Regions from separate parts of the Homo sapiens genome. Here region 2 is linked to region 1. The links are chromatin loops, found by intact Hi-C in ENCODE. Cell type or tissue: mammary epithelial cell. All regions are shown on one strand.

The links. Peaks named below come from ENCODE experiments on the same cell type or tissue, not always from the same donor. Only the 100,000 strongest peaks of a DNase experiment are listed, where the experiment ranks them.
Region 2: it touches region 1 in a loop (5-fold over the local background); 3 of 110 quality-filtered maps call a loop at or near these places.

The regions. Positions count from the first base shown.
Region 1 is chr10:24,817,068-24,825,067 of GRCh38, reverse strand. No RefSeq gene overlaps it. Among named protein-coding and RNA genes, the nearest start is that of ARHGAP21, 97 kb to the right of the region's middle. In mammary epithelial cell, no CTCF peak of the experiment used is centred here; DNase peaks (open chromatin) are centred at 737, 2,857 and 4,337; H3K27ac peaks cover 4,052 bases.
Region 2 is chr10:25,076,430-25,084,429 of GRCh38, reverse strand. No RefSeq gene overlaps it. Among named protein-coding and RNA genes, the nearest start is that of LINC01516, 33 kb to the left of the region's middle. In mammary epithelial cell, a CTCF peak has its summit at 3,268 (motif pointing right); a DNase peak (open chromatin) is centred at 3,269.

The DNA.
Region 1 (8,000 bases):
TCTCATATAGGAAGATTATCAATTGATAATAATTAATAATGATTCTAAATAAGGTGTTCAACAAAAGCTATTTATACTTATTTTTCCATGAAACTATTTTAGCTTTCTAATAAATGGAAGGGGTTCACTTGAATATTTGATAGTTTGGAGGGTTTTAATAAGTGTAATATTTCTACTTCCTCTTTCAACCTTCATTCCAGAATATTTCATTAAATACTAAATCCTGTCATTAAGCCCAAGAAAAACAATTTGGTTTAAAACAATGTCTTTTGAAGAGAAATCATATACACTTAAAATGTTTCCAGCAAAATTCTTTGAGGTCTTGGCATAGTTTCAAAAGCTGCTAACGTTTCAAAGGGTCACCATTATCTTTCCTCTCCCATTTTTACCCTTTCCTAAGACCTTAAACACACTCATTCTTCTCTAGTTAACACAGTACTGTCTCAGTATAAGAAATCACTATTTCCTCACACATCTATGTTCATAGCAGCACTATTCACAATAGCCAAGAAGCGGGTGCAATCCAGTTGTCCATCCATAGATGATTGGATAAGCAAAATGTGATATATACATACAGTGGAGTATTATTCAGCCTCAAACAGGAAGGAAATCCTCTCACATAGTACAACATGGATGAACCTTGAGGACATTATGCTAAGTGAAATAAGCCAGTCACACAAAGACAAATACTATATGATTCCACTCTTATGAGTAGTAGGTAAACTCATAGAAACCAGAAAACAGAATGGCAGTTGCCAGGGGCTGGTTGGAGGGGAGGAGGAAATGAGTTGTTAAATGGGTATAGAGCAAGCTTGTCCAACCTGTGGCCTTATGAGCCACATGCAGTCCAACACAAATTTGCAAACCTTCTTAAAACATTATGAGATTTTTGGTATGTAATTTTTTTTTTTTAGCTCATCAGCTATAGTTTGTGTTAGTGTATTTTATGTGTGGCCCAAGATAATTTTTCTTCTTCCAATGTAGCCCAGGGAAGCCCAAAGATTGGATACCCGTGGTAGGGAGTTTCAGTTTTGCAAGATGAAAAAGTTCTAGAGATCTGTTGCACTCAGTGTGAAATACTTAACACCACTGAATGGTACACTTAAAGATGGTTAAGATGATACACTTTGTGTTCTGTGTTTTTAACCACAATTGTAAGTATATAAATATATAAGAAATTACTATTTGCTCAGAGAGGATTTTCATTCCCAAAGTGTATTTGACTTAAACATTTCCCATTGTGGTGAGAAAGGAATGGAAACCTGTTGTCTCATAGTATCTTAAAAATAGCACATGCACCCATTTTTTCTTTACTAAGCTTCATAGGTGTTAAATAATTGATCCTGTCAAACTTGATTGGTTTTTTTTGTTTTGTTTTGAGACAGAGTCTGGGTCTGTTGCCGAGGCTGGAGTGCAGGGTCGTGATCTTGGCTCACTGCAGCCTCTGCCTCCTGGGTTCAAGCAATTCTCCCATGTCAGCCTCCCAAGTAGCTGGGATTACAGGCATCCACCACCACACCCAGCTAATTGTTGTTTTTTTAGTAGAGACAGGGTTTCACCATGTTGGCCAGGCTAGTCTTGAACTCCTGGCCTCAAGTGATCTACCTGCCTCAGCCTCCCAAAGTGCTGGGATTACAGGCGTGAACCACTGTGCCCAGCCATTGATTGGGTTTTAGAAGCTCCCAGTTTTCAGGCAGGAGAATTTTAAAATTGAAATTCGAAAGGAATTAAGCACTATATTTCTTAAAAGAGTATTGAAAATTGCAATTAACTCATACCCATGCTCACCCGGGGAAATATTAATTCTCATCAAATGAGGTGGAAGATTCGTTTTGGATAAAGAGTAAAGCACTTGGAAAGAAGGGGATACATATGTGGTACAGGCTGAATATTTATGTGAAATGCTTGGGACCAGAAGTATTTGCGATTTCATGTGCATAATGAGATTTGCATATACACAATGAGATGGGACCCAAGGCAAAACACAAAATCCATTTATATTTTATATACACCTTATACACATAATCTGAAGGTAATTTTATCCAATATTTTACATACTTTTGTGCATGAAACAAAGTTTGTATTAAGTATTTATGTGTGGAATTTTCCACTTGTGCAGTCATGTCAGAGCTCAAATAGTTCTGAATTTTGGAGCATTTCAGACTTTCAGATCAGGAAGGCACGACCTGTATAAAAAACAGAGTAACTTCTAGTATTCTTGCTTCTCTGCTCTTCTCTCTTGCTCAGCCAATGCCGTGATCCATTTCTGTTGTGTGGGTGTTTAAGGCAGAGGCAAAGTGACTGAAGTCTCTGTTTCAGATCCTCCCACATGCAACATTTAAGAATCTGGCATTTAACTCATTTCCTAACCTGTTAGTGGTACACACAGACTTTAGGAAGCTGAATACATCCTCTTCTGCACTGGAGTCTGTGAGAAGGTTGGAGGCAGGAAGGCTGAAACTGACCTTCATCAGTTATTTTCTACCCTCATTCCACTGCTACCCTCCCTGGGGTCTCTTTCTTAAGTGTCATTTTGGTGGAGAAGGGGATGGTTTCTCCACCTCCCAAATAGAAGAAGTATTTCATGATGTATTAGTTCGTAGTTTCTTCGGTTTATGTTGGTCTCCTAACAGAGTTCCAAAAAGCAGCATTGTCCCCTCTGATCCGCGGTTTTGCTTTCTGCAGCTTTCATTACCCACAGTCAACTGTGATCCAAAAATATTAATTAGAAAATTTTAGAAATCAACAATTGATAAGTTTTTAATTGCATGCTGTTCTGAGTAGTGTCGTGAGATCTTTCACTACCCTGCTCCATCCCTCCTGGGACATGAATCACCACTTTGTCTAGTGTATCCTGAGTTACAGATGTCACCTGCCCCTGAGTCACTCAGTAGCCATGCCATCTCAGTTATCAGATCAACTATGAAGAAATCACAGTGCTTGTGTTCAAGTCACCCTCATTGTACTTAATAATTGCCTCAAAGTGCAAAAGTTGTGATGCTGGCATAGTGTTATAATTGCCCTACGTTTAGTTATTATCGTTCATCTCATATGTGCCTAATTTATAAACTTTATCATAATTATCTATGTATAGGGAAAAACATAATATATACAGGATTCGTTACTATCAGAGGTTTCAGGCCTCCACTGAGGTAGTCTTGAAATGCATCCTTTACAGCTAAGGTGGACTGCTGGATAGACCCTTTTTTCTTTTTGTTAATGGATGGGGTCTTGCTCCAACCTAGCAGGTTGGAATGCAGTGGCGCAATCATGGCTCACTGTAGCCTCGAACTCATGGGCTCAAGCCATCTTCCCACTTCAGCCTCTCGAGTAGCTGGGCCCAAGCCACCACACTGGCTAATTTTTTAATTTTTTGTAGAGACAGGGTCTCACTATGTTGCCCAGGCTAGTCTCAAACTCCTGGCCGCAAGTGATCCTCCCACCTCGGCCTCCCAAAGTGCTAGGATTATAATCATGAGGCATCTCACCCGGCCTAGACTTTCTGTTTGTGTCAATTCAGTTTCATTCATTCATTTGACAAATATTTATTATTTAAGATATACTAGGCAGTGGCCCTTTACAGTACAGTGCATGTCTATTTAGTATGACCCTTTAGTATCCTAGATATTAGCCCTTTAAAAATCAAGAAGTATCTCAAACATGACTCCAGACTTAAATTGAATGATGATTTTTTTAAGAGATGGGTCTTGTTATGTTGCCCAGGCTTGAGTGTAGTAGCTATTCACAAGCACAATCACAGTCTCGAACTCCCTGGTCTCAAGCAATCCTCCCGCCTCAGCCTCTTGAGTAGCTGGGACTATAAGCACCCAGCTAAAATGATGATCCTGATCACCAACTAGATACTAGATATATAATGAGGCATGTTTTTAAAAATTACACAGATTCTTGCATCATTTATGGCAATAAACAAACCAGCCATCTTTCAAGTGTGATATTTCCCAAAGTACCCATGGAGGTGCTGGCACGAGCTTGCTCACAAGCAATCTACCCTGACCTTGAACACTCACCCCTGTTACCCAGCTCTTGTCTAGGGCTCCCCTATACAGACCCCAGGACAGGCTACTGTTGGAGCAGCCGAAATATACAAGGCCTCCAGCCTGGGCCTGCTGGGAGCAGGGGCTGGTGCCTCAGGGCATCCTGACTGGCTGGCTGGTTTCCATCCATTTTGCCTTGGCCCATGGACACTCCTGCCTGCTCACTTGACTTCGGGACCTGAGCTGACACCACAGCCATAGGCCCTTGGCATTTCCAGTCTGCTTCTGGCTTTGTGCCCTGTCTCCATGATCCACTGCTGCTCAAGCCCAAGCTTGACAGTCGTGACTAATTGGGGCAGGTCACCCTTTCAGCTCCAAGGTGATATCCCATCTACCTCCCTCTAGCTTGTCTGTCTCAAACAAAGGCATTTTCTTCTAACCCCCAGCAACCTCAGAATGACTCCTACTGTATGTACATTTACTTCCTAAACTATAAAAGCTAACAGAGAAAGAAATTTCCTTTATGTTCCTTAGAAACAAATGGGAGCAAATTTACTAGAAATCACCTTGCAGTTTCATCCAACCTCTTACTGTCTATGTTATCAACACATCATTTTACCTCTCTGGAACTCAAACTTAAAATGCAAGCACTAAGCTAACCCACTGCTGCTAGCTCTCCTGGTATAATACTGGAAGGAGGAGGTTAAGAGCATAGGCTTTGCAGATAGTCAGGTCTGTGTTTGAGATTTCCAATTTTCTTTCTCTTTTTCTCTCTTTCTTTTCCTTCCTTCGTTCCTTCCCTCCCTCTCTCTCTCCCTTTCATCTTTCTTTATTTCTTTCTTCTTTCTTTTCCTTCTTTCTTTCTTTCCTTCTTTCTTTCTTTCTTTCTTCTTTCTTTCTTTCTTTCTTTCTTTCTTTCTTTCTTTCTTTCTTTCTTTCTTTCTTAATGGGGGAGTGCAGCAACATGATCAGACTGGAGTGTAGTGGTGTGATCTCGACTCACTGCAAACTCAGCCTCCAGGGTTCCAGTAATCCACCCACCTCAGCCTCCAGGGCTCCAGCAATCCACCCATCTCAGCCTCTGAGTAGCTTGGGACACAGGCACATGCCACTTATGCCCAGCTAATTTTTTTTATTTTTGGTAGAGACGGGGTCTCATCATGTTGCCCAGCCTGGAAATTGACTAACTTTCAACCATGGACAAGTGGTTTAACCTCTCTGAACTTCCATTAAACAGAGATAATACCTACCTCATAGTGTTGTTTTGAGAATTAAATGAGACACTATATGTGCAGTTCTTACCAAATAGTATTAATCAACACACAGATAAAATATATAAATACATAGTTACATGTAAATATTTAGTGCTTACTTTTTTTAATCATTCATCTCTGGATACCTTCTCTTTCATCTCAGTCCTTGCTACTTCACAGCATACTTTAAGAAATAGTTACATGTTTCTATGGCCAGGTAATATTTGTCAGAACCTTGTTTTTTTTTTTTAATCAGGGTACAAAATTTTAGTTTTTAAAGTTACCTTTATCAAATCTATGGTTAAAATAGTTGTGGAGCTGCTCTAATTTGAACAGAACTTATTTTTTTTAAGTACAGATTATTTTGGCAACCATTTTCTGATCTGATTACAATAAAAATTTTTAAAAGAAGTTCCAGTTTTATTGCCAGCCACGGTGGCTCACACCTGTAATCCCCACACTTTGGGATGCCAAGGTAGGAGGATTGCCTGAGCAGGAGTTGGAGACCAGCTGGGGCAAAAATCCCATCTCTACTTTAAAGAAAAGAAAAGAAAAAAAAAGTTTCAGTTTTTGCTTTTGGGTTTTTGTTTTTTGTTTTTGGGGATTTTTTTTCTGAGACAGGGTCTCACTCTGTCACTGGAATGCAGTGGCATAATCATGACTTACTGCAATCTCCACCTCCAGGGTTCAAGCAATTCTCCCACTTCAGCCTCTCCAGTAGCTGGGACAACAGGCATGTGCCACAATCCCCAGCTAATTTTTTTTTAGTAGAGACAAGGTCTCACTGTGTTGCCCAGGCTGGTCTCAACCTCCTGAGCTCAAGCGATCCTCCTACCTTGGCCTCCCAAAGAGGACAAGATTATGGGTGCAAGCTACAACACCCAGCCAGAAGTTCCAGTTTTTAATCTGGAAGCCAGAATAACTTGGTAAATCATTTCCACACTGAGGGAAGAAACCATCAAAGACGTATTCATTTAGTGTCCCAAGTTCATGAACGCTTTATACAGTATCTTTCAAGTCAGGCACCAATAAAGAAAGTGTGCCCACAGACAGGGGAACAGAGAGAGTTTTAATCTCATCAAAACTCTACTCGGTGATGTCAACAATTAAGACCTACTATGTTCCACCCTTCTTTTCCAATTAGAGGCAAAGAAGTAAAATATTGAAGCCAATACTCAGAACTCAAGTAATTCTGATAGCTACAACATTGAGCTATAATTCCAGGCTCAGTGGATCCTTTCCAGGCCTGGCTCTATTTATCTAAGAAACTAAGAGAGACAAACAGGCCTCCTCCTCAGCACAGCTATGATGAATATTTAATTAGCTAATAATACAAAGTAAATGTATCATCAATAGCAAATGAGATGCTTATAATTAACTTGGGACAAAGAAGTAGAAATCAAGAAATAGCCTGAATCTGGGCAGGGTGGCTCGTGCCTATAATCCCAGTGCTTTTGGAGGCCAAGGCAGGAGGATTGCTTGAAGCCAGGAGTTTGAGACCAGCCTGGGCAACATGGCGAGAATCTGTCTCTACAAAAAAATTTAAAAAATTAAAAAAAAAATTAGCTGGGCATGGTGGCACACACCTGTAGTCCCAGCTGCTCAGGAAGCTGAGATGGGAGGATCACTTGAGCCCAGGAGTTCAAGGCTGCAGTGAGCTATGATTGCGCCACTGCACTCAAGCCTGGTTGACACAGCAGACTCGGTCTCTTAAAAAAAAGTAGCCTGAGATGGTTATTTTCATCATAAACTGCCTTTTTCTCTGAGGCAAGGCTGTTAAACTGCTAGCATTTGGAAAGGCCTATGGCCAAGTCAAATGTCCCTGGAATTTACATAAGGTCCAGGGCAGACTTGTTCAGCATGAGACAAATGGGACAAGATCAGGTGGTGAACAGAAGCTCCAGAAGGCCATGCTTATGTGCAGCACACCGTTCATTCATTCCTACTGTGGCGATGATATTGTGGCTCTCCAAAGACTTCCACATCATCATCCTTAGAATCTGTGACTATGTTGCCTTACCTGGCAAAATGGACTTTCCAGATGTGCGATTTAAGTTAAGGATCTTGAGATGGAGAGATTGTCCTTGATTAGCTGGGTGAGTCCAGCGTAACCTCCTTATAAGAGAAGGAGGAACCCGGGTGTGGTGGCACATTCCTGTAATCCCAGCTACGCAGGAGGCTGAGGCAGGAGAATTGCTTGAACCCGGGAAGGCGGAGGTTGCAGTGAGCTGAGATCGCGCTATTGCACTCCAGCCTGGGCAACAAGAGCGAAACTCCATCTCAAAAAATAAATAAATAGAGAGAGAGAGAGAGAAGGAGAGTTAGACTCAGAGAAGGAGATGAGATGGCAGAAGTGAGGTCAGAGTCATAGACAGAAATTTGAAGATGCTTCACTGCTGGCTGTGAAGACGGAAGAAGCGGACATGAGCCAAGAAATGCAAGAAGTCTCTGGAACCTGGAAAAAGCAGGGAAAGGGTCTCCCCTGCAGCCTTTAAAAGGAAAGCAGTTCTGCTGACACTTTGACTTTAGCCTAATGAAGGCCGTTTTGGATTTCTGACTTCCAGAGATATCGTAATAAACTTGTGTTGTTTTCAGTCACTAAATGTGTGCTATTTTGTTGCAGCGGCAATAAGAAACTAATACCTCTAAGTGGCAGAGAGTCAAAGATGAAAAAGACACATTCCTCCTGTGGGCATTTGTTTAAAAAATATTTATCGGGTTGCTCAAAGTCGCATGATAGCTGATGCTTATC
Region 2 (8,000 bases), 260 kb before region 1:
GAACAACCTACCTACCAGTTCAAGCACTGTCTAGCTCTCAACTTTCCTGGGAGAGCTGCTTTTGGCCACTGGAAGCACATCTCTTCCAAGACCCAGGAAGGAGGCTGGTGCCAGCCCTCAAGGTGGGCAGAGCCCTTTGAATAGAGAATTCCTGGGTCTCGGGCATCCCAGAGCGTGGTTTAGCTCAGAACAGTTCTGAAACTTGAGCAAGCATCGAAATCACCAACAGTGGTGTTAAAAAACTGACTACAGGAGCCATCCTTCAGAATTTTTGATTCAGGAGTTCTGAGTTGGGAGAAAAGAATGTGCATTTCTAGCAAATTCCTAGGTGATGTGATGCTACTGTTTGGAGGACCACATTCTGAGAACTACTGATCTAGAAAGAAGGGCTGCAGGCTCTGAGTGGGCATAGTTTCATTGCCCTCTGGGGAGGGGATCAGCTGAAGGAGAGTCAGGGCAGCGTCTTCTAAAACACGGGGCCCAGCGCAGGGTTCTCACGTCCAGCCTGACTTGGCCGTGGCAGAATATATACCAGGTGGCCTGGGAGACAGCAGGGTCTGATGTACAGTGAGGTGTCTGCGCCTTTCAGTGTAGCCATTCTTCAACACTGGAGTCCAGTCATTTGATCAGGAGACACATACTCCCTAGCAACAGACCAGCAAATTTCCTCCGACCAAGTCCAAGTGCCAGGGGGCACAAGGATGCTCTCATTTCTTCTATCGCCAGGCATGGGATGACACAGCGGCAGGGTCAGCTGAGGTTCCAGAGAGAACAGGGATTACTTTGTTCCCTTTGAGAAATACTAAATTCATTAGAGCACAGAACCTTTTTTTCTGGGGTGTCGTTTATTAACTTGCATCACATGCAAATATTTTGGGAACCGTATTACTGCCCTACTCTAACGGGGGTTCAGCCACCTCCCTCATCAAATTTTTAAAAAGGTAACCAGTGGTCAAATAAAGGATTTATTTTCTTACTTTCTCTAATTCAAGCTCAAAGATGTTAAATAAGTACACTGAAAACAGAACAGACTAAAACCAAAATGACATGGTTACATCACAGTGTTTATTGTCTGCACCTAAGCAGGCAGAAAGGTGATTCTGCAGGCGTTCCAATAAACTGAGCCTGGACTAATTGCAGTTTTGTCCAACAAACAAATTGTTTTTATTTTAAAATCTACTATAGTTATATTTTACAATGGGCATGCCAATGCAGTAGTAGTCTACTTTATTTCAAAAAAAATTCATGCATTCTTCCACTATGACTAAATGAAAATATCAAGATTTTAAAAAAATACCAAGTCTTGAATGATGTGCAAATAAACTAGTCAGTGTCAATGCACCCTCATCCCTACTCAAAAAGACTTCCTCTTCTTCAACTGCTTTTTCTTCCCAATTCCACAGGTCCCCATCAGCCAGAGCAAGAGCCGTCACACTGAGGAAGTGACTTTCTCAAGACCATGCAAGTGAATCCTGCCCTCCCCACCCGCTACCTAATCACCCATTTCTCCCAGACCTCTGGAAGAGCAGCGTGTAGGTGGTATGTGCCAGGAAGTGAAGGGTTAATGCACAGTTTGGCCTTTTGAAATAAAACCCCCTGAATTCGCTCAAGGACGTCCTTTAAATTCCTTTCCTCCAGCACTTTGCAAGCCCATAAATAGCTCCTCTTCAAATACATACTGAAAGCCCAACCTAATACAAGAGGTAAAACTGTTTCTGGGCTGAAGTGCTTATTGTATTTGCACAGGTCAGAGCTATAGTGTTCACTGTTGTCTCAGTTTAAATCAAAGACAAAGGATTCACATACAGCCATCCCATTCTTGAGATTCCCATAAAATGGGGGCATTTTTCTTCACCCATTGCAGCTGCACGTTAAGTACTAGAGGCTGTCTGTTCTTCAACAAGTACAGATTTGAAATGCTCAAATGCCCTGGTCAGAACAGCAATGGCACATTTAGAGGACACTTGAGCCAGGAATGAGAAAAAGGAAATGTTTCCCGCTCTGTTGACGGAACTTGCCTTAGATCACAGGCAAACAGTGATGGTGGCAGACAACAGTGGAAAGAAATCTTCCCTTAGGTGTCCTCTAAGAAGAGACTACATGTTATTTTTCATATGGACTTAGAACTAGAAGAGCTGTTTACATCTCATCTAATTCAACCCTGTAATTTTACAAATAAGAACATCTAGACCCAGCGTTTCCAAGCAGTTTGCCCTAGGTAGGTAGATACGTAGGAGGTATAGGTCCACTGCCAGGAACCAGGTTGTATTATCTGGATTACCAAGACTTCGTTATAAGCACATGTAGAGACCAATAAACGATTTAGACAATTCATACATAGAAGCTTCTGAATTCCTTCTTAAAATGTCAGGATGGTTATCTGAGGTGATTGGATGAACTGTGAGAAAAACATATTATAGACCCTTCGGACATAGTATATGGTTTTCCAGTAATCCTTGTGCTGTGGCTTGAATGTGTCCCCCAAAAAAACATGTGTTGGAAACATAATCCCCAATGCAATAGTGTTGGGATGTGGGCCCTAATAGGAGATATTTAGGTCATGGTGCCAACTATAGAAGGACTTCGGGCTTCAAGTCTTCAAGTTGTCTCTTTTTCTCTGTCTCTCTCTCTCTCGTGCTCTTTTGTTCTTCCACCATGGGATGACAGAGCAAGAACAGCAAGAAGGCCCTCACCAGGTGCTGTCACCTTGATAGGGGACTTCCCAGCCTCCAGAACTGTAAGAAGTTAACCTCTGTTCTTTATAAATTACCCAGTCTATGGTACTCTATTATAGCAGCACAAAACAGATTAAGACAGCTTGTAACAGTCTCTTCTGTTTTTCTCTACATTCCTAATGAATTTTTTTTAAAGCAAAAGAATGATTTTATGACTTTTTTCCAGTCCTTTATATGAGCATTCTCAGATTCATAGCTTGTTTCTTTTGGGTTCTGTTCACATTAGTAATGCCTCTTGCCTGTGGCATAAAGTAAATCTGGACATAACAAGTCTCCAACGCTAGTGAAAAAGAAACACAACTCTGTAGATTATTGAATTAATTGCTGCCCTGAAGGAAAAAAAAAATCCCCTGATGTCTTGTGGCAGCAGTCGACACAGATGGCCCGCTAAAGACAAAAACTTCTGTGGACTGGGAAGAGTCTCCTTCAGAAACACAGCTTCCATTATTTCAAGAGGGCATTTAAGGACACTTACTCCTGGCTTCTGGACTTTGCCGGGCGGAATTATTGTTTGCCTAGTGGCGCTGTCCACTAGAGGGAGTCAGGGTCCTTCCACGGAACTCTACAGGGAAGAACTTCAAACGAATGCAGCCATCTGAAATACAATGACGGGAGCAAGGAGGGGATAAGGGTGTCACTTCTACCTGGGACACATCTCACTTTGGAGAGCACTTTATTCATGGATGTGTTTCTTCCTTTGACAGATCATCACTGAGGGGAGATACAGTGTATTAGACAATAGGGAACACTACATCAACACTCACAGAAGGGCCAGCCTTACTCTCATTCTGGAATAATGCATGGAAGATAGAAACTAGGAAGCCTGCAAACTCGGTTTACTAGTTGAAAATTGGTCAACTTTCATCTGACTTACCTAAGTGATAACCTAAGCAGGTGTCAACAGCAGTTGCTTGATATCTCTGGCTTCAAACATCCTCAAAAATAGCTAACATTTCAACAAGCAAGCAAAGCAAGAGCCCCTTATCTCTTCAAAAGTATAACTGCTGCCTGTAGCCAATTCCTGCAGTTCAGTGTCAAAGAGACCCTTCTTTTTTCTCTTTTTCTTTAAGAAGAAAAGGATCTCACTATGTTGCCCAGACTGGACTCTGGACTTGAGCTCCTGGACTCACACAATCCTTGAGGCCTAATCTCATTCCCAAGTAGCTGGGACTATAGGCTCAAGCCACTGTACCTAGCCACAAAGAGACATTTCTTGTGGTCTTCAAGAATCCCCTATTATGATAAAATGCCCTAGAGGTCCAGCATGGTGGCTTACACCTGTAGTTCCAGCAATTTGTGAGCCCGAGGTGGGTGGATCACTTGAGCCCAGGAGCTCAAGACAAGCCTGAGCAACATGAAAAAACCCTATCTGTAGAAAAAATACAAAAATTAGCTGGGTGTGTTGGCATGTGCTTGTAGTCACAGCTACTCAGGAGGCTGAGGTGGGAGGACTGCATGAGCCTGGGACGTAGAGGTTGTAGTGAGCTAAGATCACACCACTGTACTCCAGCCTGGGCAACAGAGCAAAACTCTATCTCAATAAAATAAAATAAAATGCCCCAGACATATGGGGGAAAGTATTTGTTATAGTATTATTTACAATAGCAAAATTGGAAAGGTCTATATCAAAGGAATGGTAGAGTAAATTATGATGAAGCCACATAATACAATATGATGAATCCTTTAAAATCATGCTTCAATAATAACTTCAGTGACTTGGGAAATAATTATAAATTAGTGTCAAGTGAAAAATAGCATATTAAAGAACTGATGTACAAAATGATCTCAATTATTGTAATTTTTTTAAAGCAAAGGTACCAAAAGTCTAAGACAAATATCTCTGAAAGGTAGGATTACAGATGAATTTACATCATGCCTCCAATGTTTTTGTATTTAAAAACACTATTAAAATAAATGTTTTTAAAATTTATAACTGGAAAGAAGTAATTTTGGATTTATATACCAATACTCCTGAAAAAATGGCAACAGACTTTTTTTGGTTCTCTATAAATTTTGCTAGTGAGCTACAGGATTATACCAACTGCATTGTTAACAGTCATTCTGGAACTCACCTAGAGATAGGCTGTACAGAAAGGGAAAAACTGCAGGTTACCAGGATCTGGAATAAGTTGAATCAGAAAGGAAAGGTTATAAAAATTTGGGGAAGGGAGATGGGATTCATCAATAGGCAGATGTGTGTAAAGAAATTAAGTAAATCAAGATTACAACAAATGGGCATAAAACCACTTGGACATAGGGAAAGTTGTAGAGGTGAAGACAGAGTGCTCTGTCTTAAGTAAATGTCAGGAGGGCCCACAGCTGAGTAAGAGCTTAGTGCCGTGGAGAAATCCTGAAACCATTCCCGCTGTCATCCTCACATTGCCCTGAAGACACAACCCACACTGTGCACCGTGGGGGGAAATGGAAACCATGAAATTGACCACATCAGCCACGTAGACTAATCGCTAGACTTTGAACTTGTAAATGTTCCTATGATGCTCTCCAACTTTCTTATCTTTTTGTCATGGACCTTGTTTGCCTGCCTAGACTTAAAAATTGTAAATGATTAACTGGTGGAAATGAAATTCCTAGTCCTTTTGGTGGTTTCCCCAAACAGATACTTTCCCTTAACAGCCAATAGTGGGTTTTTGTGTGTGGTTTTTTTGTTTGTTTGTTTGTTTGTTTGTTTGAGAAACTTATCTTCCAAATTGCTAAAATTGGTCCTTTTGGAAAAAGTATATATATTTATTTAGCTCAAGGAATTGTTGTTATTGCTTCAGGGCAACACAGAACGGCATAGTCACAGTTCCTCAGTGCAATTACCACAGTCTTATTTGGAGCCTGATTTAGCAACCAGCGTGGGAGCCAAGGCAAACAGAAAACCATGAGAAGATGCTTCCCCTTGGGGAAGAAAAAAAGGACACATTTTAGACATTATGAGAGGGAAAGAGACACTGTCCTTCATATGCCTGGAAACCCTGGAGAACTGGAGCTATCACAATCATAGTGCACCAAGTGGGAACTGTCTGTATGACAGATTCTCCGAGGAGATAGCACAATGTTTTTGTAAATGTATGACAAGAAGCAGCAGCCCAAATAGAAGGGACATGTTGAACATCCCTAATCTGAAAGTCCAAAATCTGAACTGCTCTAAAATTTGAAACTTTTTGAGCACCAATGTGACTCTACAAGTGGAAAATTATGCACCTGACATCATGTGATGAATTCTAGTCAAAACTCAGTCAGTACTTTGTTTCATGCACAAATTGTTTAAAATATTGTATAAAACTACCTCCAGGTTATGATATAAGGTGAATATAAAACATAAATAAATGTTGTGTTTAGATTTGGGTCCCACCCTATTCCAAAATTTAAAAAAATCCAAAATCTGAAACACTTCAGCATTTCAAATAAGGGATTCTCAACCTGTGTTAAGCCATTTACTATGTCTCAATTAGATTAGCCAAAACAGCCTCTTTGAAGCCACTGTTTAGAATATTACACCTTCCATAACTTGGAATTATTTGAATTCCAAGCCTTTAAATGTTGGGTTTTTTAAAATTAAGTACTTAATTAAGTACTTTGAATTAAGTACTGTAAGTACTTAATTTTTTACTTAAGTACTATACTATAATATACTTAATTCAAAAAAATTAAGTACTATAAGTACTTTGAATTAAGTATTAGAGCATAGAAAAACTTTCAACCATGCCCACTGTCTTAGCTCAGATTTCCTAGAAGCAGATCCTAAAATGAGGATCTTATTCAGTGACTTATTGGCTTGTACCCTCAGAAAAGGCCGGGCACAGTGGCTCACGCCTATAATCCCAATGGTTTGGGAGGCCAAGGTGGGCAGATCACTTGAAATCAGGACCTGAGACCAGCCTGGCCAACATGGTGAGACCCCATCTCTACTAAAAATACAAAAATTAGCCAGGCGTGCTGGCACACGCCTGTAATCCCAGCTACTCGTGAGGCTGAAGTAGGAGATTCACTTGAACCCAGGAAGCAGAGGTTTTAGTGAACCGAGATCGCACCACTGCACTCCAGTCTGTGCGACAGAGCAAGACTACATCTCAAAAAAGAAAGAAAGAAAGGAGAATAAGAGAAAAGGGGAGGTTTGGGGTTGGGGAAGCTAAGCGAGAATGTAGTCTCCGATGGAGACCGCATGGGGACACCCTGGAGTACATTGCACCAGAGCTGCATCCTACCTTGAGGTGAAGGGGCTGGTTTGAGCTTGTCCAACGTCCGCCAAGGCCTGTTAGGGTGGGTGGGTGGGTTATGCAAGGCTCCTAGGTCTGACAGGGGGAATGGGGGATTCTTTAGAATGGAGGCAGCTGTGAGTTGTTAGAAGATACAGGCTGATGAGCTGGCACGTGGAGAGAATGTAATTGGGGCAGCAACGGCCTCTACTCTATCAAGCAGCCATAACTACAAAAGCATCAGGCTGTAAACCAAAAAGTGTCTGAGACAGGTCTCAATCAGTTTACAAGTTTATTTTGCCAAAGTTAAGGATGCACTGGGGAGACAGGTCTGTCCCTTTCTCCAAAGATGATGTTGAGGGTTTTAGTTTTAAAGGGGAAAAGCAGGCTAGAGGAAAAGCGGGAGGCCGTGGTAATCTACAGGTTGCAAGAGAAAAGGAGCAGGTAGGGGAAGAGGCAGTGACACATGCTCCTGAGCTCAGTAAATCGGCACTTCTCACAAGATAAAATGAACATAGAGTTGCTCCCTGTGGAGATAGTTAACCTTTTATCTGTAGCTGTCTACTTAGGAACAAAAGGGAAAGTATCTTCTTGCATGATTCAGCTTTCAGCTTACTTTTTTTTCTTTTGGGAGCATGAATTGGGGTCCTGGGTTTTTATTTTTCTTTTATAAGGCTGTGCCCTGATAGTAGCTTGGCAGAGCAGCGGCTGAAGACGATAGGAAGCTACTGTAGACATTCGCTAAAACCCATTCCTATCTTACCAGAAAGTCCTTCCTGTCCTGGCAGTTTAGAAAATGAAGTTAAAGCCACAGTAAGATTCTCAGGGAGCGTGAGTCAGACAGCGGTAGAGAGGTGCTTGCTAGGCTCTTCCAAGCTTGGTAACATCAAACAAGTTACTCACTTTCTCTTAACCTCGATTTCTCATTTATAAATTAATAAATATAAATACCTGTATTAGTAGAGATAATAACACTACCTTAGTATGTGGTAAGTATTAAGCAAGACCTTATATGTTAACGAGCTTAGCCCAGTACCTAGCACATAGTAAAGGCTCTATAATT